2 separate regions of the Mus musculus genome follow, and region 2 is linked to region 1. A link is a loop called in an ENCODE intact Hi-C map of the cell type or tissue named here. Cell type or tissue: heart. All regions are shown on one strand. Each heading gives the region's core, and the rest is flanking DNA. Links, peaks and the distances in the headings are about the cores only.

Evidence for each region. A loop is a pair of places that touch in the nucleus more often than their neighbours do. Peaks named below come from ENCODE experiments on the same cell type or tissue, not always from the same donor. Only the 100,000 strongest peaks of a DNase experiment are listed, where the experiment ranks them.
Region 2: a loop joins it to region 1, with 3.0 times the contacts of the local background. A loop is called at or near these places in 2 of 42 quality-filtered maps.

Annotation. Positions count from the first base shown.
Region 1 is chr8:8,222,273-8,229,351 of GRCm38, forward strand. No RefSeq gene overlaps it. Among named protein-coding and RNA genes, the nearest start is that of Gm31401, 140 kb to the left of the region's middle. In heart, for the core only: a CTCF peak has its summit at 3,008; no DNase peak of the experiment used is centred there.
Region 2 is chr8:9,171,177-9,178,255 of GRCm38, forward strand. Gm39128 (a long non-coding RNA gene) reads left to right here. Exons shown (of 3, transcript XR_870129.3): 2 at 2,340-3,123; 3 at 3,481-3,598. Among named protein-coding and RNA genes, the nearest start is that of Gm39128, 7.2 kb to the left of the region's middle. In heart, for the core only: a CTCF peak has its summit at 3,893 (motif pointing left); no DNase peak of the experiment used is centred there; H3K27ac peaks cover 420 bases; H3K27me3 peaks cover 384 bases.

The sequences.
Region 1 (7,079 bases), core at 785-5,784:
ATTTTCTTTAAAATTGACTTCCACTAAAATTAGGATCTCCATACAGCAAAAGACAGCATCGAGTATATAAAGGCAGAAAATGAGCAAGAGATGTTAGACACAGAAGAGACAGTAAAACAGTGTGTAACTTAATCTGCCTCAGTCCAGTGGTCACTAGAACAAAATGCCTTGGGCTTGATAAGTTACTACTGGTTTTAAAAAAAAATGGGGGAGGGGCTTGTCCATAGATCTGGAGGCTGGGAAGCCTGAGATCAAGGTACTACAAGATTCCTTGACTGGTGGTGGCCTCCTTGCTGCCTCAAAGATAGCTGCTTTGAAGTGATCAGGCCATCACTTCCTTCTTCAACGCTGAAAAGGACAAACCATGTGTCCCAGGCCTCATTAAGGAGCATGAATCCCATTCTGGTGGGGTCTAGTCATGAACAGTAACCTCCCAAAAGCTCTGCTTTTAGCAATGCTTCATTCAGGATCGAGTTTCTACGTGAATATTGTGAAGGCATTAGGATTCAGGACTACAATAGAGCCACAGATACTGTTAAGAAAACTCCACCCTATTGAAGTACTAGCAATGGACACAAACAGCTGTCCACACAAATGGATCAAAACCAGGGGGAAAAAAAAGATTCTCCACTTTAGCTGTTACTTCTAAACTTTACATTGAGACCAAACCAAGATACCACTCGTGCTTTAGAGTGTAAATTTCATAAAGCCTGATGATTTTAAAATTTGTTTATGGGCCAGCAGGGGAGTCAGCATACTATGGCTATACTCAAAACAACCACTTTTGAATTCAGTCAATGTCAGTATTTGCCTACTTTACTGCAACTTCAGGAAGCACTTGCTCATGAATATAAAGAACATAAAAATAATCTCTATAATAATTAGTGATGGAGAGGTCGGGGTGAGAAATCACCAGGTGTCCAAAAAACAACAACGTGGAGCCTGTATCCATTCGGATGAAACAAGAAGGTAAAGCAAATCTTTCTAGGGTCCAGTTTCCTGGGAATACTGACATGACCTGTAGATATCTGGAGGGTTTTGCAGGGTCTCCTTGGGAGACGTATGCCTGGCATTCATCACTGGTCTACCTGGGAACTCACAGTCATGTGCCCTCTCTGCTCCCATCTAGACCTGTGACGTCACAGTCTATACTTTAGCAGAATTTATGTGCATTTTAAGATATGAGAAGAACTACCCAAGCATCTCTCAGTATATCCACAGTTAGCTATACCTTTCATTCTGTACAGGTAACATCCTTAATACCAGCTAGGGTAGAAATTAAATTACTTGGCCTTAGTTCCTGGAGCTCACACACCAGCACCTTATACATACATACATATACTATTTGTGAGTATTCTTTGATATGTGTACATGCACATGCTAATACATACATGTTCACAACCTGAATGGTCTCTCATGAGTAAAATAAGTTTTTCTTTCAATTTATTGGCATTCGGTAATTTGATGCAATGCTGACATGACCTGTGTTCCTTTTTCTTCTCTTCTATCTGAAAACATCCCTTCTCATGATAGTGATCTGGGCTCCAACTATTAATACACTAAAATGTATCTGCACAAACAGGGTGACCTGAGTCACTCCACTGAAGAAATGAAGAAATGGAAGAGCTCACATAAGACCACCTAAATTCTGGATGCCTTTTGTACTTAGCAGAGAGCACAGCCTTTAGTTCAGTCCCCTGAGCTGCCCCTGAGTAGCCCTTTGATTTCAAGATAATCAGCTCAGATGGCAACCGGTACAGGCAGATTTGAAGCAGAGTATCAGTGCCTCTGGTGTATATCTGCAGTGCTGTTACAGTACAGCTGTGATCGGCCTAAACTGATTCCCAATAGACCCTGTTCTAGTTTGCTTTTCTGTTGCTGAGATAAAACTCTCTGACCAAAATCAGCTTAGGAAAGGAAAGGGGTTGTGTCAGCTTGCAGGCTAGAGTCTGTCGTCAAGAGGAGTCAGGGCAAGAACTAACGGCAGGTCTGATTGCTACTCCACAAAGCATTACCTCTAGCCAAGGAACTCACAGTCATGGAAGTGTGACAGAAACCATAGAGGCATGCTGCTTGCTGGCTCACTCGCAGACCCATGTTTAGCTAGCTTTCTTATACTACCTGGAGCCATCTACCTGAGGGAAGGTGCCACCCACAGTGGGATGGACATTCCTACATCAATTAACAATCAAGATGAAGTCCTCACAGACTTGAAACTCCCTTCTTATATGACTCTTAAGCTATGTCCAGTTGATGGTTAAAGCTAACTAGGACAGATCTCATTTACATCAGTAATACTTTTAAATATATATGTATATGATACTCTATAAAAAAGGAAATAAGTAATAGATTATAATAATGAGAAGTGTGTGTTTCTAATTTAGATTCTTGGGCTGGAAGGCATAAAGCATTCTAAGTGTCTACACATAGGTATCTACATGCTCTGAACAGAACCACAAACGCTGAAGCAGTTATAAGCACTATCAGATACGGGTGTGTGGTGTTAAGCTTGATTGCTTAAAATGTTGTTACTATCGCTCACTTGGGTGAATGTACCATTTGGTGAGAGTTTGAAACCCAAAGTGCAAATAACTCTCAATTTACACAATAGTTTTATTCTTAAACCATCATTAAGTTCCTGTCAAAAGGTGAAGACAAAGCAAAGGAAAAGGAAAGGAAGGAAGGAAGGAAGGAAGGAGAAAGAAAAGAAAGAAAAGTGACATGATTCCGCACAAATAATTTTTAAGGAGATTCTTAAAGAGAAAACCAACAGCAAACAAACCTAGAAGATTATTTGATGAACCACAAGAAGGTTTTCAAAATTTGACACAACTTTCTGTTGTGCAGCCAAGTGTGGTCTTAGCAATATGTATTCTATTCTCGATCCTTATCCAATAATCACTGTGGACCCTTTCCCACCCCCACCCCCACCCTACCCCCAGGTCAATGTGGAGACACAAACTACCCTTGCAGACGTCCCTGGAAGAGGGATCCTCTAGGAGGCAGTACTGCCCCACAGAGACCATGCTCTAAGCAGGCTAGTGAGAAGGGCAGCACTTTGGCCCCAAGCTGCCTTTGGACTTGAACCAATTATCTCTTGCTCCAGAAATGCTTCAAGTGGACATTTATTTCCATGGCTTCTGACTCTCCCTTCAAACACTGTGTGTTCCTATCAGCCACCAGCAGGCTACTTAAATTAAATACCTGAAAATGTTGCAAGCTAATTCAAGTCACGTTGATTGCTTATACCAACCAAAGTGAGAGTGTCTATCTAGAGTCAGATATTGGTGAATGCCATGTGTCAAGGGTTTATCTCATAGGAGGTGAGTCTAGTTTGTAAATATTTAACAGTACACACCTGACTTCTATGAAGGAGCTTGAGTTACTTCCTCTTAGTCTCTGTTTTCATACCCAAGTCCCTTTAACTGAATGAAGTACAACACAATCATTGACCTTCCTCTCCTCACTGATAACATTAAGTGACATTAGTACAGAGCTCTCTACCTTCCTTTCTCAAGAGTAAACTTGAACACCAGTATCAAAGGAGTAGGAGTGTCTGTTGTTCATTCTCTAAAGTGCCTGTTGCAATCAACTTGTAAAACAAGGCACATATTCAAGCACTTACACACAGTATACAAACACATATACAAGTTGAGTTCTAGTTATATGCAAAAGTAAAAGCTTTCTTTGTAAAAATATTTGGTAAAGAGGAGTTTTAGTGCATATAGGACATTTATGGAAAAATGACATAGAGACTCTGGAATGGTTTTGCCATTGTGTTAGCCCCTGGCTAGAGAGCAGTGAGAAGTGGGTCACCTGTGGATGAAGCAGATACCTCATGTTACTAACGCAGTACCTTTATCTCAGATAGTTCAAGGAAATGCTACTAGGACCTTTACCATCAAATCCACACCCTAAGCACGGGAAAACCAGGATGCTTTGCCTCCTTACCTTGAACTTTGGAATGCAGTAGTCAGTAGCCTTAGAGACACCTCCTAGTTTGAAGTGTGTAAAGAAAGAGTAATTGAGCTAGGGAACAAGAGAGTAAAGGCCAGGCCAGCTACCCCAGGGAGATCCTAGTAGCCAGGTTTCTAAATTGTCTGTGAACATTTTCATAAAGATACTTACTGAAGCTTCCAGAAATTGTCAAAAGATACTTTATATAAATTTTATATTTGTGTGGGCTGGCTAGATGACTCAGCAGGTAAAGGCCATGAAGCCTAACAAACAGTGTTCGGTTTCAGGAACCCATATGGTAGAAGGAAAGAACCAGTTTCCCAAATTCAGACTTACACACACACATACACACACACACACACACATGCTTTTTACAAATAAAGCTAAAAATGAATATTTAGGTGCTGGTAAGAGTCCACAAGGCCCTTAGGTAGTCAGCCAAGCTTCTGATGTCAAGAAGCCATCATTCCTGGGACTATTATGATATACTTCTGCTGACTCTGTTAAACTTGTCTTTACAGACTTTAATGCACAGCACTGTCATTAAAATATAGGTCCTGAAAGGCTGGAAAGACTGCGCAGTACTTAAACGCATTGGCTGTTCTTGCAAAGGACCTGATTTCAGTTCCCAGCACCAATGTGGTGGCTCACGGTCATCTGTCACTCCAGATCCAGGGAAGCCAACACCCTCTTTTGACTTCTGTGGGTACTAAGCACATACATGGTACACAGACACACATGCAGGCAAAACACTCATACATACAAATTAAGGTAAATACATCTTTTTAAATTGTCTGTTATAGATTCTAGAAAAAAATTATACATCTTCTGGTCACTCTTTTCAAATAGTTCTTAGGAATCTATCCAAATGTATCTGTTAATGTTGTTTAAATTAGATTTCAGCGTTTAAAACATTGCGAGGAGAATAATCACACCATAGAAAGGAGAGCCAGCACACATTCAACGCATAATATATTATGAAATATTTCCATTTGTAATAAGGAAACAACAAACCTGATGTAGCCAAATTAGTTAACAATGAATATAATGAGCCAGACCCTTCACTGTTTCTAAGGGCGTATTAATCCAGGTGGAACAAACAAGGCGAGATGATATAAACACTGTCTCCACTCTGCTTTACCCTCTTCACAAAAAGCCCCCAAGTCTGACCTTCAAATTCTGTCTGCATGACAGCAACATGATCTGTTGAAAAATGTCAAGCAACATTTCATTTCTGCTTAACCCAGAGCAAAACAATAGTTTATGTATCTGGTTGGTTGTTCATTTACTCACTAAAGGGATGGGCACTGGCGCTGTCCCAAACAAGAGGGGCTGATGTGGGAGAGCGAGGTTCCTGCTCACCGTTGAGCCTGTGCTTAGAAACAGGACAAACTAAGACAAGGCCAATGCCTTGCACTAAAATGTAGAAATATGCTCCATGCCAGACCCATGAGGTCTGACCCTTGACTCTGCTCTGTCATTCCCCAAACCTGTCCCTTCCTAAGAACATGCAAGTCCTCGTTCATTATTTTCCACTCCACTCTTTGAGGCAGGTGATCCTTTTTTTTCATTTATGTAGTGCTTGGATGAGCCATAATCTTAATGAAGTGGGTATTTGAAGGAAATCAGAAGAGTACAGAAGCTGATGGAGTGGATTTTAAGAGTAGCAGGTCATAACTCCAGCCAACTACACAGTAGGTTACAAACCGTTATAAGATTTACCAAAGGCGGAAAAGGGATAGGACTCACAACATCCCTCATGGCAGTATTTCCAATATTGATCTCACATTGTCTATAAACCTAGTCCCAAATTGTATTTCATAGTTCACTAGAACCATTCTCTGTTATTAACCACAATACTTAAGAATGCAAACACCTCCTGATATTTGGGATGTCATAAGTGAAAGTTATATTGGTCTAGCTCCTCGACCAGTATTAGAAGTCACCCAAGTAGAACTGTTCATATAAAGATTAAATCTTAAAAGTAACAGCAAAAATAACCTTGTCCTGACAGACTATAACTGGGTTTTGAAAGTACCAGTCATATGTAGCAAGACAATGTGGATGATCACCAAGGTAGTTAGCAGGTATGGTTGTGGGATATGTGTGTTTGTGGAGGTTAGTGCAGGCAAGGTTTGTTGTGTAATTAACACAGTGTTTGGTGAGTGGTCCCAGAATTGGCCAGTGTAATAGCTTGAATAGGCTTGGCCCAGGTAGTGGTACTATTAGGTGTGGCCTTGTTGAAGGAAGTGTGCCATTTGGGCATAGGCTTTAAGATCCTTACCCTAGCTTGCTGAAAGCCAGTCTTCTCCTGTTTGCCTTTGAAACAAGATGTAGAACTCTCAGCTCTTCCTTCACCATGCCTGCCTGGATACTACCATGTTCCTACCTTGATGATAATGGACTGAACCTCTGAACCTGTAAGCCAGCCCCAATTACATGTTGTCCTTATAAGATTTATCTTGGTCATGGTGTCTGTTCACAGCAGTAAAACCCTAATTAAGAGAGCCAGCTATATGTCTTGTGCGCGCCCTGACTCGACAGCAAGAACGACGCTGCAACAGGATCCTTCTGTACACGTTTATTGGGAGAGCTTGATTGCAGAGGCGAAGAGACCCCCAAGCCCAGAACTGGTGCTGCTTATATAGGCCTAGGAGAGGCGTGTCTCACACCTGGATTGGTTATGCATGGGTTATGCTTACCACCTCATTTGCATGCCTACATCTAATTGGTTAACTTGTCTCTCATCTGATTGGTTAATTTTGGTTAATTCTCAAAACCTCATCTTGGCAAAAAAACTTTGCTGCCTATGTATGTGTGGTGGCCAGCGGAAGCCAGCGCCACCCTGCAACAGCACATGTGGCTTCCCATATATATGGTGCTTGCATATAGAGCTTGAGGAGCATTCAGAGCAGGAAGCTGGTTCATACTCTTCTTCCCCGTGTGTCATTGGATGGCATGGACCCTGAAGCAGCGCAAGCTTGCCTACTAAGTATGATTTGCTATCCAACTATACTGTTTCTTCATTGAATATTATCACTGATATATAATAAAGGTTTTCTACTACGTTTCTGACACAAACTCCCACATGTGTTACCATTAAAGACATCTTTATGAAATTC
Region 2 (7,079 bases), core at 881-5,880, 950 kb after region 1:
GCATGTAGTGTAATTGTCAGCGGGCAAATGTGATTTAGTATCCGTAATTATTAATATGTCAAAGTGGGCTTGAGTTTTCTTGAGCCTAGTTAATGAGAAAACCTTCATACACTTGATCTTAGCCAAAAGGCTGAGAAGTGATGAGAAACGATGAGAAAACCTTTCTTTTAGGCTTTTTGTTTGTTTGTTTGTTTGTTTGTTTGTTTAATTAAGCATTAGTCAGGTATTTTTCTGAAGAATATCTTGTTAGAAATCATAAACTGGGCCTTTGTCACCACAGAAGATTCTATAAGACTGCACACACACACACACACACACACACACACACACACAAACACATACCTGCACATTCTTATACATACTCACATACCCTCACACCCACACAAATATACACAGAAACACAAACACCTCTGCCTATACATACACACATACAAACACAAATACACCTGCACACACTCACACACACTTATACACATGTATCCACACATATACTTGCAGTCAAACATCATGCAAATATATACTCACACGTGCACACAAATGCACACACAGCCTAGAGATAAAACAATTGACTGTCTAGTGAAGTATTTGGATGAGCGTAAAGTTAAAGAGAAAACAGGCACATTAATTGAAGAACTACATCATTATTTACAGAACACTGACATTTCTTGACTCTGCTTCCATAGAATGATCACAGCCATCACCATCAGCCCAGGGACCTCCAGTGTCATTGTCCTTAAACAAGCAGGAATGCTAAAGACAAACAGTGAAAACCAGGAAATGTCACCGCCCAGTCACTTTATTCTACCACCATAAAGAAACTGGCCAGACCTGAAATGTCTAGTTAGGCCAGGATACCGCACTTGACCTGCCAGCTCTGACCCCTTAGGAGTAAACAAAGAACAGTTAGAGCTATTTCAGTGCAGCTGTGGCCTGAAGCAGCTACAGGAGCAATCACAAGCTCACAGGGACAGCAGGGTCAACCACAGCCTGCACGGCAGCCCCTCAAAACATCCATAGTGCCTCACTTGGTCCGTTCCGTTCAACTCTTTGAATTTCAACTTGATCTGATTTCCAAAGTTCTTACACAGCTCATGTGCACAGTTATGTCCTGACCTGGTTTGGCTCATATGCCATGATGTCAAGCCCAGAGAACAGTCACCCAGCTTGTGTGACATGCCCCAGTGCCCACCTCACCGTCGCTTCTCACTCAGCACAGCAGCTAAGGTCTCTGGTTTGAAAGCCAACAAGGTGTCTTTATGCTAAGTAACATGACCGGATGCTGTAGGTTGAACATCAATACTTGTTGGTTTTTCCAGACTAATTCCTACCTGCCACCTCTTAAACTTTCCTTTTGTGTGAGTGGCTTTTATATATTTTTAAGCAGCCTGAACAGGACCAAGCTTAAGTTGACATAGAGTGAAGAGCACGGTTGGGGGCTCGAGAGAATCTTGCTCTGAGATGGAGTTGTTATAGTTTAGAGAGTTCTGCTACTTTGCCTGCAACCTTAGGAAACCCACTCTGTCTCCTCATTTGACACAGATTCCACAGGGTGCGGTTATCAGTGAGCCCCAAAGGCATCAGAAGGGTTATTTTATCTAAAATTATTCTTTCCTACACTGTTGGAGTTACTATGGTAATTATGGCGAAAATTATCATAGTATTATTTAGTATACTGCATATATATGTATATAACTTTTATTATATCCAATGGACTTTTTCACATGTCAACTTGGTCTTAAATCTCACAAAGCCCCATCTGATCAGTATGGTCATTATCTCCACTGATAAATGAAGCCATGCTTGTCACACACCATGTGAGTATCCTGCTTCTTGGCCCTGCATGGTGAGTCGCTAATCTTATGCAATTTTGATGCCGCCATGCAATCATCTCCTTGGTGCAGCTAATGCTCAGCACTGCGTTAAGTCCAAAGTCACAGATGAGACTAGAGACACAAAGGCCATGGCCAGAAACTGCCTGATGCTATCCCTAGTTGTATCAAAAGGTGAGACAGGATGTTTGCCATGAGCAGGGTGCTCTGATGGTCTTATATATGCTACAATCTCTAGGAGTTGAATAGCATTTGGTTGCACTTCCCCCTAAGGCACTTGTTATTTCTCAGTGGTGTTCTATAGAACTGCACAGACAGAGAGGGAAGAGATAAATATCCCGTGCTGAACCTCAATGAATCAATCAAAATACTGACATGGATCAAAGTCAGTTCTTTCTATGTCTCCTTCAACTGTGCTAATGAATGAAGCAAATCAAACAGTTTTATTTACTAACGACTAAAAGTTCAGGCCAGTAAGCACATTAATATCTGTTCTTTATTTCTCTACAGTTCAACCAATTGCTATAGAATGCAGTGGGACCACCTTCCAGGTTAGATGTATTGCTTGGGGCTACCAATATTCACAACACATCGATCCTCAGTCCCTTAGACAGATGATGTGTGACCTGCAACAATTCACCGAGAGCCTGTCCTAGATGCTGGTCTGAGCCGAGTAAAATGGAGCTGATGAGAGGTCTCCAGAGCTGAACGCTGGAAGATGCATAGGCCCTGGCCGGGAAGAGGAACAGCTTGTCAAGCCCTGTGTGGAATAGGAGTGGTGGGATGAGGACTGTGTCAACCCTACTCTGATGTATGAAATGAGACAACAGACCTATGTAGGAAAGTGGCAGGATTTGTGGTGATAGACAGGGACTTTGCTGTTCAGTATCCACTGTTAGAAGGCAGCCACACTTTCGAGAGAATCTGAATTCAGCAGACTGTTCAGAGAGTAAAGTCATTCCTTCAGACATGCACAGCTCTATGTCACCACACTGTAATTCGGGACAGTATGAAGTCCTTGGAGGTTAATGGGCACAGTGCCCGTTGTGTAGATGTACCACATTTTCTTTATCCACTCTTCAGTTGAGAGATGTCAAGTCGTTTCCAGGAGATGCCCTTAGGTGAAAGGGGTGACACTGGAGACTGTGATCAACAGGCGGAGGCTGAGCAAATATCTTCAAATGGATGGCATGTTTGGAGAACTCTGCTTTATTGCCAGTGCTAGCCCTACTTGAATCGGATTCAGCAGGACCAGCTGCAGAAGCTGGGTAGGAGCTACAGAAGCAGGTATCAGGTAAATACAGATTGGGGACTGCAGTCAACACCACTGCACGTGGGTGGAAGTCTCTATGAAAACTTCCCCTGAGATTGAGACAAAGCTCAGCTTAGCAGTCCAGGACAGACAAACAGCTGCTAAAGTTCAACGAGGAAATCTCCCAAGTCATTTGCTAGGTCGGGATGTGATAACACGTACTCCCAGGGTACCGTCCCCACAGCGTCCCCATCCTGGGTGTTCCATTTAGCTGTGCTGAATCTGTAACTCCTATTCAGGAGATCATAGAGTGCCCAGGCCAATATTTCTCATTTGTGTACCTATTGAACTTACCCCTCCCTGAAAGAAAACCCTAAATTTACCTCTTATTTTAAGCAGCTTTCATCGTCGCGCTAGGCAACCTAGAAGGTCCCAAGCCCACGGGACCTGGATTGCGAGTGCTCTACATCATGGAGACCGCACATAAACATCGCCGAGTTAAAACGCAATGTATCACATGGAACTTGGAAAGCTACCTTGTCTTTTTTTATATATTGTGTGTGCTAACTCATTCAGTCTATAAAGATGAAATCTAAAAACCCAAAGAAACAAGCATCTCTGAGCATATAAGACTCATTTTACATGTAATTAGAGCTAACAATTTCTTTCATTTATAAAACATACTCTGATGACCTTTGAGGTTGGTGGCGGGATAGGACATTAGCTTATAATTACGGTTTGATTTGCAAGGAAATGTTGAAATAACTTCCTGTGGAACTCAAGAGCAGATTTGAAGCGGTGAAGCACCACTGCCCCCTGCTGTTGCACATTGTCATAATCGTCAAGAGATTTAAGAGAAAATCACTTTGCAAGCTAGAAGTGAACACTTTCCGTTCAGGATTGTGAAAATCTAATTTTTTAAAATCTCTTCACATACTTAAAATTTTTAATTATGTTTTAATAGTTTAAAATGCAGATATAAATCGCCAATTCAGAAACTCTTGAGACAGTCGTGATGGCTGCTAACATCTTGCACTCACAGAACATTTTAAAAGAACAATTAGTGTGACCTGTCATTCACTCAAATTATCCCCAGGAAGAGGGGAGTCATCACCCTTCATCTGCTCAGCTTCTTAGGTCTGCTGCTGTCACCCCTAAATGCTTTCTCAGTACAAGACATAGACATTTAATTTGCATGCTTTTACAGGCCAGTGGGTGTTTCTTTATTCCACAGCACCAGCAAGACAGTTCCTAAATTGCACAAACAAACGATGGGCCGTTTTGGAGTGAAACTGGTCTCCATACAGACAGAGCAAAATAATGAGACATTTGCCAGGTCTCCACCATCACATCCTATTACAACGGAAAACTGCAGTCAAAACCTGAGAATGGGCCCCCATTTCTACTTAATTATGATTTATGACCCAACCAAGTATCGATGCCTGCTCCAAACACTAGCTTATTTCTTATTCTTTTGTATCTAGAAAGGCAATTGCATCTGTTCTCGGCTTAAGGGTTAGAGCAGAAAGATTGCCTTCAACCTGGTTTGTGTCTGTCACTGCACAAGAAAACACCCAGATGGGGACTATTTGCTTTAGATATCCAGACTGTATTTGTGAGAGTTTTGTTTACGTTTATCTTTTTTCTTCTGTGTTCTGGCAGCCACATTTTCAGGGTCTGCAACCATTCCTGCAGAGGGACGTCCATTTCACTAATAAGATCCACTCGGATGCTGCAGTAAACTCATGTCAAAGCTTTGTAGCTTTGTCCTATTAACTGCTCACGAAAAACCTGATTGCCTTTCACATGCCTTTTATAAAGCAAAAGAATGTTGTCCTGTTGCAGAGCGGTCTGTTTTGGTACTAATGGCCAGAGTGTAGGGGGAACTCACCTGCCACACTGTTGCCGCTTCGTATCCTCTGTCACCTTTGCAGAATGGCCTTCCCCGCAGCAGAGTGTCCGTTAAATCAGTCAGGAACCCTACAGTAGAGCTGATGCTGCAGAGGAATAAAAGAGCTGAGATCTGGGTCTCAAACTCCCTGTTCTAGTTTGCTTTCTGTTGCCGAAAAGGCGCCATGACCAAAAGTAACCTGAGGAGGAGGAAACGGTTTATTCCATTGTATAGTTTTTATTCAGTCAGTAATCAGGGGACACCAAGGCAAGGACCTGGAATCAGGAGCTGAGGCAAAGACCATGGAGGAACTGTGTTTACAAGCTTGTGTTCCCTGACTTTCTCAGCCGCACCTCCTTAGGAACGGCACACCCACAGTTGTCTAGGTTCTCCTATATCAATTAGAAATTAAGAAAATGCCTCCCAGACTTGGCCACAGATCTGGGCACTTCTTCAGGTGAGATTCCATCTTTTTCTGTGACCCTAGGTTGTGGTTGACAGCTGAAGCTATGACACCTCCCATAAAAAGAGAAAAATTAATTTAAGCTTGAGATAAGCCCTGGTGAAGAAATGAAGGGAGTTCTTGCTAGAGGGAATGACAGACATTTCAGCTTGAGGCTGTGGCTGTGCCAATGAACCCTTCACATCTCAGATGTGCTGATTGGCAGACACACTTGTACTATGTATTCCACAAAGAAAACATGTGGCCAATTAAACCATGACCCCATGATTTCCTTCAATTAGAATCTTTATACTCATCAGAAGCGATTATTCTAGATATATTTAGATGCAGCTTTTAAAATCAGGTGTCACCTTTAGGTGAATGTGCAGAAGAAAATGTAAGCCAAATAAATTAACTAAAGTAATTACAAAACTTTCTTTTTCCTGTTTAGAGTTCAGTGGGGAGTGTGGAACAAGAGGAAGCTAAAAGACCCGGCCGAGAGCATAAAGAAAAGGCCTGGCTTATAGGAGAAATAGAACAATGATTTCGGCAGCGTGCAGCCAAGAGCCGCATTGTAAAGAATCTTGGCAATGTGGATGGGAATAACTCAGAAGAGAATGAAGAGGCAGGCCTGATCCCTGGGCAGCTGGCATGCTGTATTCGTTTATTCTCACCTTTAGTTCATTAGAAGCAACACTGGGAAGAAGAAATGTAGGAGAGAAAGGTTTAGTTTTATCTTACGGTTTTCATTCCTGGTGTCAGAAGTGTTCCTCCCAGGAGGCAAGAGCATTGTGATAGACACCTTACTTACAGATTCAAAAGGAGCAGGAGAACTCGAGAACAGTGTAGCACTCAGTGGCCTGACCACAGAACTAACCCGTGAGAGCTAGAGTGCACCCCAAAAAGGTTCCAAGCCTTCGAAATAGTGCCACAAGCCAGAGATTCAGTGTTCTAAACATGAGCCTGTATGGCTAGTCCGATGGCAATCATCACACTCTGCCCCCGGCCCTCAAAGGCCATCACACAATACACAGTGAATTTGGTTGAATTTCGAAAGTCCCTGAAGCTTTAATAGTTTCAAAACTTGAAAAAAAAGTGTGTGTGTGTGTGTTTACTGTGACGCAAGACACCCTCTAAGCTGTGAGTGTGCATAAAGATGAAAAGAGAGTTATATTCAGTGTGCACACTAAACATGTCCATCCCTATATGGAGAAACAGAGTCACAACAAGAGAGACTGAACCAAACTAAGATTAAAACCCAGCCGGGCAAACAAATTCTTGCAGCTTACCTCACATGGTGAAAGTCCAACAGACTTAGTTCACACTACAACCCTGAAATATGCGGCCCTCACGGCATCACCTTGACCTAGGTGCAGTAGGGTGCCTATAGGCTGCTTCAGCAGACATCACAAATTCCTAAGATCTTCACCTACAGACTGGTGTCTTGGAAAGTGGAAAGTTTTCTTCCTAATTCTGGAAGCTGGAAATCCAAGATAAAGACGTTGTTAGTCTCTGAGGCCTTCCCCTCTGGTGTGAGGGTTAGCTTTCCTTTCACTGAGGTTTTGTGGGTTTCTCTTTGTATCTCCTGATCAGGAGAGCAGCTGCATTGAAATAAACCCAGTCTGTATGACTTCACAGCTCCGTCTTTAAGATACAGTGTTAAAT